Linked DNA regions of Homo sapiens: region 1 is linked to region 2. A link is a contact called in ENCODE Hi-C or POLR2A ChIA-PET data. All regions are on one chromosome and are shown on one strand. Each heading gives the region's core, a stretch centred on a gene start or an enhancer-like site at or near the end of the contact. The rest is flanking DNA. Distances are from core to core; before and after follow the strand shown.

What was found. A loop is a pair of places that touch in the nucleus more often than their neighbours do. ChIA-PET counts read pairs that join two places held with the same protein, here RNA polymerase II (POLR2A). Pooled maps may share reads with other maps.
Region 1: a loop to region 2 is called in a pooled map, with 2.9 times the contacts of the local background. The contact joins the promoter of ZFAND2A-DT here to the enhancer-like site in region 2. A Hi-C loop is called at or near these places in 1 of 168 maps with a recorded cell type or tissue (OCI-LY7), 6 of 37 single-sample maps with no recorded cell type and 9 of 50 pooled maps. POLR2A ChIA-PET finds 5 or more read pairs at or near these places in 2 of 52 experiments (K562 and OCI-LY7).

What each region holds. Positions count from the first base shown.
Region 1 is chr7:1,157,695-1,162,341 of GRCh38, reverse strand. ZFAND2A-DT (ZFAND2A divergent transcript) reads right to left here and starts at 1,968. Exons shown (of 3, transcript NR_110069.1): 1 at 1,719-1,968. ZFAND2A (zinc finger AN1-type containing 2A) reads left to right here and starts at 2,146. Exons shown (of 5, transcript NM_182491.4): 1 at 2,146-2,378; 2 at 4,085-4,184; 3 at 4,592-4,647. The coding sequence starts at 4,130. RefSeq lists enhancers at 990-1,502, 1,503-2,016, 2,017-2,529, 2,530-3,044 and silencers at 1,608-1,657, 1,668-2,207.
Region 2 is chr7:934,372-940,312 of GRCh38, reverse strand. It overlaps ADAP1 (ArfGAP with dual PH domains 1), which reads left to right. Exons shown (of 11, transcript NM_006869.4): 2 at 4,808-4,938. Among named protein-coding and RNA genes, the nearest start is that of ADAP1, 17 kb to the left of the region's middle. RefSeq lists a silencer at 3,309-3,358. Within about 2 kb of position 3,657, at least 4 of the 41 ENCODE cell types and tissues checked have a DNase peak (open chromatin) inside an H3K27ac peak, as active enhancers do.

The sequences.
Region 1 (4,647 bases), core at 719-3,218, 220 kb before region 2:
CCGAGAGTAAAGACTGTACAATAAGCCGGGCACAGTGGCTCATGTTCTGTAATCCCAGCGCTTTGGGAAGCTGAGGCAGAGGGATCACCTGAGGTCAGGAGTTCAAGACCAGCCTGGGCTACATAGCAAAACCCCGTATCTACAAAAAATACAAAAATTAGCCAGGCATGATGGCGCATGCCTGTAGCTCCCGCTACTCAGGAGCCTGAGGAAGAAGGATGGCTTGAGCCTGGGAGGTGGAGGCTGCAGTGAGCTGTGATCATCCCAGTGCCCTTCAGCCTGAGCCACAGAGGAAGACACTGTCTAAAGAAAAACAACAAGCTGGGCGCAGTGGCTCACGCCTGTAATGCCAGTACTTTGGGAGGCCGAGGCAGGCAGATCACCTGAGGTTGGGAGTTTGAGACCAGCCTGACCAATATGGAGAAACCCCCGTCTCTACTAAAAATACAAAATTAGCCGGGCCTGGTGGTGCATGCCTGTAATCCCAGCTACTTGGGAGACTGAGGCAGGAGAATCGCTTGAACCCAGGAGGTGGTGGTTCCGGTGAGCCGAGATCACACCACTGCACTCCAGCCTGGGCAACAAGAGTGAAACTCCATCTCAAAACAACAAACAAAAAACAAAACAAGAAAAAGCATGCCTGGTTGTGTCTGTCCTTACCTGATTGGGCATGGTCTCTATTGATTAGGCGACCATCTGGTCTGGTTGGCACGACGCTTTTTGGGTTTGAGGAAGGGTCTGCTCTGCTGCCCAGGCTCTAGTGCAGGGCGCATTCACAGCTGACTTATGCCTCCACCTCCCAAGAGGCTGGGACTGCAGGTGCATGCCACCATGCTGCGTTCATTTCTTATTTTTGTAGAGACAGGGTTTCGTCATGTTCACCAGGCTGGTCTTGAACTCCTGTCAGGCCTCTGAGCCCAAGCTAAGCCATCATATCCCCAGTGACCTGCATGTATACATCCAGATGGCCTGAAGCAACTGAAGATCCACAAAAGAAGTGAAAACAGCCTTAACTGATGACATTCCACCCTTGTAATTTGTTTCTGCCCCATCCTAACTGATCAATGTACTTTGTAATCTCCTCTACCCTTAAGAAGGTTCTTTGTAATTCTCCCCACCCTTGAGAATGTACCTTATGAGATCCACCACCTGCCTGCAAAACATTGCTCCTAACTCCACCGTCTATCCCAAAACCTGTAAGAACTAATGATAATCCCATCGCCCTTTGCTGACTCTCTTTTCCGACTCAGCCGGGCTGCACCCGGGTGAAATAAACAGCCTTGTTGCTCACACAAAGCCTGTTTGGTGGTCTCTTCACACAGACATGTGAGACACTAACCTCAGGCCATCCTCCCACCTCGGCCTCCCAAAGTGCCGGGATTACAGGCCTGAGCCACCGTGCACCGTCCGGCTAATATTTTATTTCTGCAGAGATGGGGTCTCGCTATGTTGCCCAGGCTGGTCTCCATGTCCTGGGCCCACGCCCTCCTCCTGCCCAGCTGGGCGGGGTCTTACCCAGGCGGAGCCCCTTACGTGCAGGGCGTTCTGTGCAGTGACCGCGGCCCTGGGCAGAGCCAACCCCACGCGGCCACATAACCGTCCAGGGGGCGGGGGGCAGCGCGGTGAAATGGAAAAGGATTTAACTGGGGGATCTAGGTGCTGGGGACACTGACATTTTCGGTATTATTCTTGAAGCTTTTCCCTAAGTTTGAAATTACCTAAAAACACGTTGTTTTGAGATGGAGGCCTCCTGGGGCCCGCAGGATGCGCGGCCGCGGGCGGGTGCCCGGGGCGGGAGGCGCCGGATGGGTCGCTAGGCCTCCTCCCTCAGGCCGGCCTCGCGCTCCTACCCCGCAGGACCCCGGCCGCAGCCCTGAGTCAGCTTCCCCGCTCCTCGCCCGCCCGGCTGCGCCTGCGCGGAGCCGCCTCACTGTGACCCAGCAAGCGCGCCGCCTGCGAGAAGCGACCGGACACTTCGAGAAGGGAAGTGGAGAAGCGAGGAGTGGGCGGGCCTGCGGGGCGCGGCGGGGCGGGATTGGCCGGATGGCTGGTGTCGTCTTCGGTGTGCGCCGGCGCCACTGGGCCGCGGCCTGGCGGGATTGGCCGGTCTGCGGGTGACGTTGTCGGGGCGCGCCCGGAAACCCCAAGGCCCAGACGGCTCTCAGATCCGGGGGCTGCGGATAAATCCCCGTAGGCCGCGGGCAGCGAGATGTTGCGTTCCGGTGTGGGTGTGGGTGTGCCTCCGACGGCGTCTCGGTGCCAGTGTCGAGGTTCTTTCTGCTTAGCTACCCGGAGCCGACTACGGAGGAGGACACCTGAGTTTACGTCTCTTCCATCTGCTGCTCACCTCAGCTGCCTGGGTCCCCGACGAGAGCCAGGTACGGGGCCGGGATTGCGCAGACAGGGTCTGCCGGGGGTCGGGCCTGCCTTGAGGTCAGGTTGCTCGGGGGTTCGGCCTGTCTGCTAGGAGTGCGGCTGCTGAAAGTCCGGCTGCTTGCTGGAGGTCAGGCTGCTGGGGGTCCGGCCTGTCTGCTGGGGACCGGGCCTGCCGGGGTCTGGCTGCTGGGGGTCCGGCCTGTCTGCTGGGGACCGGGCCTGCCGGGGTCTGGCTGTTGGGGGTCCGGCTGTCTGCTGGGGACCGGGCCTGCCGGGGTCTGGCTGCTGGGGGTCCGGCCTGTCTGCTGGGGACCGGGCCTGCCGGGGTCTGGCTGCTGGGGGTCCGGCCTGTCTGCTGGGGACCGGGCCTGCCGGGGTCTGGCTGTTGGGGGTCCGGCCTGTCTGCTGGGGACCGGGCCTGCCGGGGTCTGGCTGTTGGGGGTCCGGCTGTCTGCTGGGGACCGGGCCTGCCGGGGTCTGGCTGCTGGGGGTCCGGCCTGTCTGCTGGGAGTCCGGCTGTCTGCTGGGGGCCGGGCCTGCCATCGGGGCCGTAGTACCGGGTCGCACGGGGTCGTTAACCCGCCAGCCGAGTGACAGCCACGTAGATGTGTGTTTTCTTGCTGCGGGCCCGGCCCGCCAGGGTAGGGTGTTGGTTTCCTAGGACGGGTGCTGTGCGTCCAGAACAAAATCATTTGGGGATTCACATCAAACTCTTGTGAATTCCTTGAACAAAACAATTTCGGAACGCCTGCTGTGTGTCGGGCACCGGGAGCTAATAGTAAAGCAGCGGATCTGTAGTTGGAAGCTGTGGGCGAAGGAGGGCTGGGAAAGGACTAATGGGCACCTTAAGTAGCGGGCGTGTAACATAGAGGGAACTGGGGAGGGTGGGAATGGCTTTAAACTGAGGCGGGAGGGGATAACTAGACGTTTGCCATGGGCGAGAGTGTTCCAGTCTTAGGCGACAGTCTAGGAGGCCTCCAGGAGTGGGGAGAGAGCTGATGGGAAGGTCAGGAAAAGGCCCCGGGAGGGGCTGGTGAGTACTAGATGACGGGACCTCGTGAGCCCCAGGAAAAGGCCCCGGGAGGGCTGGTGGGTACTAGATCATGGAGGGGACCTCGTGAGCCCCTTGATTCTCTCTCGAGTGCGGTAGTTTCACCAGCTGTCTGCCTGTTTTCCATAGTGACTTAACAGCTTGCGCTTCTCCCTGATCAACTCCAGGTTGATGTCATCGAGGAATAAGTTCACAGTAAGATTCAATGCCTAAGGGAGTTGAAGAGAGAGGCGAGGGACAGAGTTAAATCTTCTCTGGATAATGGAGTCAACTGATGTGATTTAGCACCTAGTAACAGAGTTTTGTTTATGTGAACAAGTATATTCCATGGATAAAATTGTGACTTAAAATTCACCAAAGTCGTAATCATCACTGGCAGCTGTGTGAATTAGCTCTCGCCCCCTCAGTGTGAGTTTAAATAGAAACCCGAGTTCAAGGAGTGCTTCATAGACTAGGAATTAAAAGGCCTGTGAAGGAGTCCGTGTCTCTTAATGGGGTTGACTACGAATGGCGGACACCTGGTATTTGTACTAAAACTCCATGGAATGCTCCCCACACAGTGCGTTTGTTGACTTTCATTAGCTGTAATTACATTGTAAATCCTGGTGACTGAAGGGCAGTCCAGCTTTCCTCCTAACTATTCTGATTCTCTTGTAGGTGACACTTAACTCCGCCATCTGCGTTTTGAGCACTGTTCTCATAATGGAGTTTCCTGATTTGGGGAAGCATTGTTCAGAAAAGACTTGCAAGCAGCTAGGTGAGTACTTTTAAGAGACTTAATAGAAAATGGTATTTTGTTGGGGGAAAGCTGGCTGTTCTGTTAATTAGCTGATAATTGTGTCTTGGCCTTCCTGGCTCCTCAGTATTGGGAACTGTGCTGGTGCAGGTTCTGTTTGACACTTAGCATCCACCAGAGGCTGGGTGCAGGAGTGCAGGCTGGCTAGCAGGGCCAGGTGGATCCAGGGGGCTGCTGGAATACTTGCGATGCCATAGGGGGTCTCTAGAAGACAGCCTGACCCTGGGATTGTTTTCACATGTGTGGCCCTCGAGGACCTGTCCATCTCATAGGCCTAAAACACTTAGTGTAGGTAAACACTTTGATAGTACTATCTGGAAGTATTTTGTTCCAGTCGTTAAAACACTTCCCTGTTTTTTGTTTTTTAGATTTTCTTCCAGTAAAATGTGATGCATGTAAACAAGATTTCTGTAAAGATCATTTT
Region 2 (5,941 bases), core at 2,408-4,907:
AGGCTGGAGTGTAGTCGTGCCATCTCGGCTCACTGCAACCTCCACCCCTGGGCTCAAGTGATCCTCCTACCTCAATCTCCCAAAATGCTGGGATGACAGGTGTGAGCACCCACACCTGGCTGGTGTCTCTATTTCTTCACATTTAACTCCCTGAGCCCTCCCCAGTAGGCTGTTCATGTTGTGTCTGTGGGTATGCACGCACGTATGTATATGCTCACACACAAATACCAAGGAGGATGTGACAGGTTTGCATCAGACAACCTCTAACTTTACACCGGGGGACCTTGTGCCAGTTGCAAGAGGTCGGGACAGGTTGTAACCACTCCTTAGCCTCACTTGTAGCTGGTTTGTCAAAGATAGGCTATATTAGTAATGGCTGTAAGCTATCAGTCCTACTTACAAGCCCTTCTTGGGCTCACTCATCTGTGCCACCCCCATTTTTCCCTCTAAGCAGACATTGGCAAACTTTTTTTTTTTTTTTTGAGACAAAGTCTCACTCTGTTGCCCAGGCTGGAGTGCAGTGGCACGATCTCGGCTCACTGCAATCTCCATCTCCCGGGTTCCAGTGATTCTCTTGCCTCAGCCTCCCAAGTAGCTGGGATTACAGGCACCCGCCACCACGCCCGGCTAATTTTTGTATTTTTAGTAGAGACGGGGTTTCACTATGTTGGCCAGACTGTTCTCACACTCCTGACCTCAGGTGATCCACCCGCCTTGGCCTCCCGAAGTGCTGGGATTACAGGTGTGAGCCACCACACGCAGCCAGCAAACTTTTTCTTAAAAAGACAGATAGTAGGCTGGGCGTGGTGGCTCACGCCTGTAATCCCAGCACTTTGTGAGGCCGAGGCAGGCGGATCACCTAAGTCGGGAGTTTGAGACCAGCCTGGCCAACATGGTGAAACCACATCTCTACTAAAAATAGAAAATTAGCCGGGCATGGTGGTGCACGCCTGTAATCCCAGCTACTCGGGAGGCTGAAGCAGGAGAATCACTTGAACCTGGGAGGCAGAAGTTGCAGTGAGCTGAGATCACACCATTGCACTCCAGCCTGGACAACAAGAGCGAAACTCTGTCTCAAAAAACAACAAAAATGACAGTAAATATTTTAGGGCCGTAGAGTCTCCATCACAGCTAGTCAACGACCGCTCACAAAAGCAGCTATAGACAGTTCATAAATGGGCATGGCTGAGTTCCAGTAACACCTTATTTACAACAACAGGCAGCTGGTCCACGCCGTAGAGTCCAGCTCCTGCTACGGGTTCCATGAACAGGCCTCCTTCCAGGCCCAGCTCCCTGGGTTCTGTGAACAGGCCTCCTTCCAGGCCAGGAGAGGGACAGCCTGTCCCGGAGCACCCGAGTGAGGTTGGAGGTGGGCACAGGCATTCTGGACCCTGGGCTGGGCGGGAGCTGTTGGTGGCCGTTGCTCAGCCTCCCTCAGAATTTCTAGATGGGCAGATAAAGGCCATGAGACAGGAAGCCTGGGTCCGTGGTCCACACTGTCGGAGCAGAACCAACAGCATTGCCATGCGGTGAGAAGGAGGGCCCCCCACTGCACCCCGAGCGGTGATGTTCCCAGCTGGGCTCATGTTGCCTGCTACCCCTGTAAGTGGCTCGTGCTGTCCCATCCGACAGATGAGGAGACCGAGGCCCGGAGACTGGCGTGCCTTCTGGGCGCCCCTCGCACAGCCACGTACCGAGCATTTGCGGCATCTTTCACCAAGGCTTCGGGAGAAGACGGAGCCCGGGGGGAGTCAGGTCTCTCTCTTCTGGGACTTCAGTGTGGTTCTTCCCCACCTGTTCTCCAGGGGTGTGTGTAACTAAATACTTTGCAGGCCAGACACGGCGTCACACATCTGTAATCCCAACACTTTAGGAGGCCAAGACAGGAGGATCGCTTGAGCCCAGGAGTTCAAGCCCAAGCTGGGCAACATAGAGAGACTTCATCTCTACCAAAAATTTTAAAAATTAGCTGGGTATGCTGGTGCATGCCTGCGGTCCCAGCTACTTGGAAGGCTGAGGCAGGAGGATCGCTTGAGCCCAGGCGTTGGAGGCTGCAGTGAGCTGTGAGCTGTGATTGCACCACTGCACTCCACCTTGGGCAACAGGGCAAGACCCTGTCTCAAAACAAAACAATACAATACAAGACAAAAAAAACCCCGCAAAACCAAACAACGGCTGATCCTGTAACCGCATTCTTTCTCCCAAAAGCCGCCCTACTCAGCACAGGCAAAACTCCTGGTACCCGAGACAGGGTCACTTGGGCAAATGTTTGACTGACTGAGGGGTGAGGAGAAAGCCTGTGGTCTCTCTCGAAGACAGGGGCTCTGCTGAAGTAGGGCTGTTAGTGGCCCCTTCATTCATGACTCCCGTGGAGACCTGCTCCGGACTGAGCTCTGTGCCAGATCCGGGGGTGCTGGGTCTGGGGTCCTCAAGAAGCCCACGTTAATGGGGAGACAGGCTTCATTAATCAGGGAGCCTAACAGCTGTGACAGAAAACCCCCAAATCCCAGAGGCCGGGCATGACCCCCAAATCCCAGATGTGCAGCGTGACCCCCAAATCCCAGAGGCCGGGCATGACCCCCAAATCCCAGAGGTCGGGCATGACCCCCAAATCCCAGAGGCCGGGCATGACCCCCAAATCCCAGAGGCCGGGCATGACCCCCAAATCCCAGAGGTCGGGCGTGACCCCCAAATCCCAGAGGCCGGGCGTGACCCCCAAATCCCAGAGGTCGGGCGTGACCCCCAAATCCCAGAGGCCGGGCGTGACCCCCAAATCCCAGAGGTCGGGCATGACCTCCAAATCCCAGAGGCCGGGCATGACCTCCAAATCCCAGAGGCCGGGCATGACCCCCAAATCCCAAAGGTCGGGCGTGACCCCCAAATCCCAGAGGCCGGGCGTGACCCCCAAATCCCAGAGGTCGGGCGTGACCCCCAAATCCCAGAGGCCCGGCGTGACCCCCAAATCCCAGATGTGCAGCGTGACCCCCAAATCCCAGAGGCCAGGCATGACCCCCAAATCCCAGAGGCCAGGCATGACCCCCAAATCCCAGAGGTCGGGCGTGACCCCCAAATCCCAGAGGCCGGGCGTGACCCCCAAATCCCAGAGGTCGGGCGTGACCCCCAAATCCCAGAGGTCGGGCGTGACCCCCAAATCCCAGAGGCCGGGCGTGACCCCCAAATCCCAGAGGTCGGGCGTGACCCCCAAATCCGAGGCCCGGCGTGACCCCCAAATCCCAGAGGCCGGGCATGACCCCCAAATCCGAGGTTCAGCCTGCTGGTTCTCACGCACCATCCCCGGCCGGGGGCTCACTTGGGTGCCTCTCCTCCTGGCAGTGACTCAGAGCCCAGGCCCAGCCCCAGCCCCACTGGGCCTCCGCCGCCTGGCATGGGAGTCCCCCACCAGCCAGGGGTGGGCCCCGATCAGCGTTGGGAGGGGGGCTATCCTCCGCCAGGCCTGAAGGGTGGGGTCCTCTCCACTCATGATTCCCCAAACAGGCTTGGGTCCACAGCCGCACCTGCTTGTGGGGAAGCGCCTCGATTTCCACCAGCCTCACCCAGGAGAGCCTCCACTTAAAAATAAAAGCAGTTCAGAGATGACTCATCTCCCCCAGAGAGACTGTTCTCTCTAGGGTGCCTTTCAGCCATTCCACTCCCTTGACTTATTGTGAAGGGTCGTTGGGAGCCAGAAGAAAACAGGAGAGTCACACAGCAGCCCTCTTAGCCATCGCCCCAGGGCGGGGCTGGACGCTCCCCACATTTTGCCGTTTCAGAATGAGACATTTCACACGTGCAGCAGCAGAAAGACTGCGCTGTGGCACCCACACCCTGGGCAGTGGCTCACGCCTGTCATCCCAGCACTTTGGGAGGCCGAGCAGGTGGATTACTTGAGGTCAAGAGTTCGAGGCCAGCCTGGCCAACATGATGAAACCCCATCTCCACTAAAAATACAAAAGTTAGCCGGGCATGGTGGTGCGTGCCTCGCTACTCGGGAGGCTAAGGCAGGAGAATCGCTTGAACCCGGGAGGCAGAGGTTGCAGCGAGCCGAGATCGTGCCATCATACTCCAGCCTGGGCAACAGACTATGTCTCAAAAAAAATTCTGCTCCCTCAGCCTCCCAAAGCGCTGGGATTACGGGCCTGAGCCACTGTGTCCAGCTTTGTTGGACCTTTTAAGGCAAACCAGACATCGAGACGTGGAATCCCTAGACAGGCCACATGCAGGGTGAAGCCACAGCGCCGCTGTCACACCTGCAAAGTTAGTGGCCGCCGGGCGCTGTCACCCCACGCAGGGTGCGTCGTCATCCGCGGCTACCATCCGTCCTTCGGGGGTGTGCAGCGCGTTGGGTGTGAGGCACCCCCTGCACTCAGATCCTATCTGAATTTCCCAATCTTGGCCCCATCACCCAGGAGGATTCGGGCCCACAGACTTCTCCCAGGGCAGCGGACACGAGGAAAGCAGGTGGACCCATCCTCACGAGTGCCGGGTGCCCTCCAGCCCGGGGCATGGGCTCCTGTGGGGCCGGCCTCTGCTGGAGGTTCCCGGCACCCGCGGGGCAGAGCAGGTGCATGCAGATCGGCTTCCTCAGATGCCGTGGGGTGTCTGGGGAGAGCCCCGTCTGCACCGGGCAGAGGGCGGGGGGGGAGCTGGGGTTAGGTGCCTGTGGGGCGCACGGAGCCTGGTGTACCCGGGGGTCTCCGCTGAAGCCCCCCCCACTGCATGGCCGGGGGCTCCTGACTCGAGGCTCCGTCCACCCTCCCTCCGGGGTCCCTGGGCTGAGCCTCCGTGAACGTCCGGCTTTCCCTTGCAGATCCCGACTGGGCCTCCTACACTCTGGGCGTCTTCATCTGCCTGAGCTGCTCGGGAATCCACCGGAATATCCCCCAGGTCAGCAAGGTGAAGTCCGTCCGCCTGGACGCCTGGGAGGAGGCCCAAGTGGAGGTACGGAGGGGGAGGGGCGGGGGGACCCGCGCAGTCCCCGGGTGGCCTCAGCCCGGGCCTCTGGAGCCAGAGATGCCGGGCGGCCTGGCTGTGGCCCCTGGAGCCTTGGGCTACTCTGGGGGCCTGGCTGGCTGGACCCGAGGACCCCGCCCCCTCTCCAGCGGCTCCGCCTGTGTGGCTGCTCCACCCACCCCGTGCCGGGTCCAACCTCTCTGTGAGCAGCTCCAGGTGTGTGTGGTGGGCCAGGGAGCGAAGGCGGGTCGCCGATTCCCGTGCCCTGGGAGCTCCGGAGTGCTCCCCTCAAATCCCCACACCTGGAGCACTGGGCTCAGGGTAAAAGAGACCCTGTCTCTAAGGAAACAGAATGCAGCGTCCCAGGCCGCGCGGCACGACCCAGAGTCAGGGTCGCATTTACACGGCAGTCCACGTGCACCCCGGCCCGCTGCCGTGTAGGGCACCATTACCTGTCCCCTGGGCGGCCTCTGAGGTGACACAGCCACTGCCCACCTCTCACCCATGCATCTGATGAGGCTTCACGGAGCACTTGGCATGGCCAGGCAGGGACACCAGCCACAGATGCTTCGTGGGGCCCTAGAGACGCCCCTATGGGGAGGGAGACGGGTGTGAGCCAACCAGGAAGCCCTGGCGTGCAGGGAGGGGCCACGCATGCTGGAGGCGGCAGGAAGGGCCCCGTAGGGAGACCCCGAGGGAGGTGGAGAAGGAACAAGACCCCGGCTGGGGGCTGCAGGTCGGATGGAGCGTGGGGCCTGAAGACCCGGTGGGAGGGTCACCCCAGCCCCACTCGTGGGACTTGGGGTCTGGAAGCCATTGATCTTCCTGACTGCTGTGAGTGGGACCGAAGGGCCGCATGGAGGTGAGAGTGGTGGTCTGGGGGCTGCTGTGGGGATGGGGAGGGTCGTAGAGGCTGGTGGCCTCCTGTACATGTCTCTCCCCTCTCCAGCACCATTGACCCTGGGCCCCCCCTCTCCAACACCACTGACTC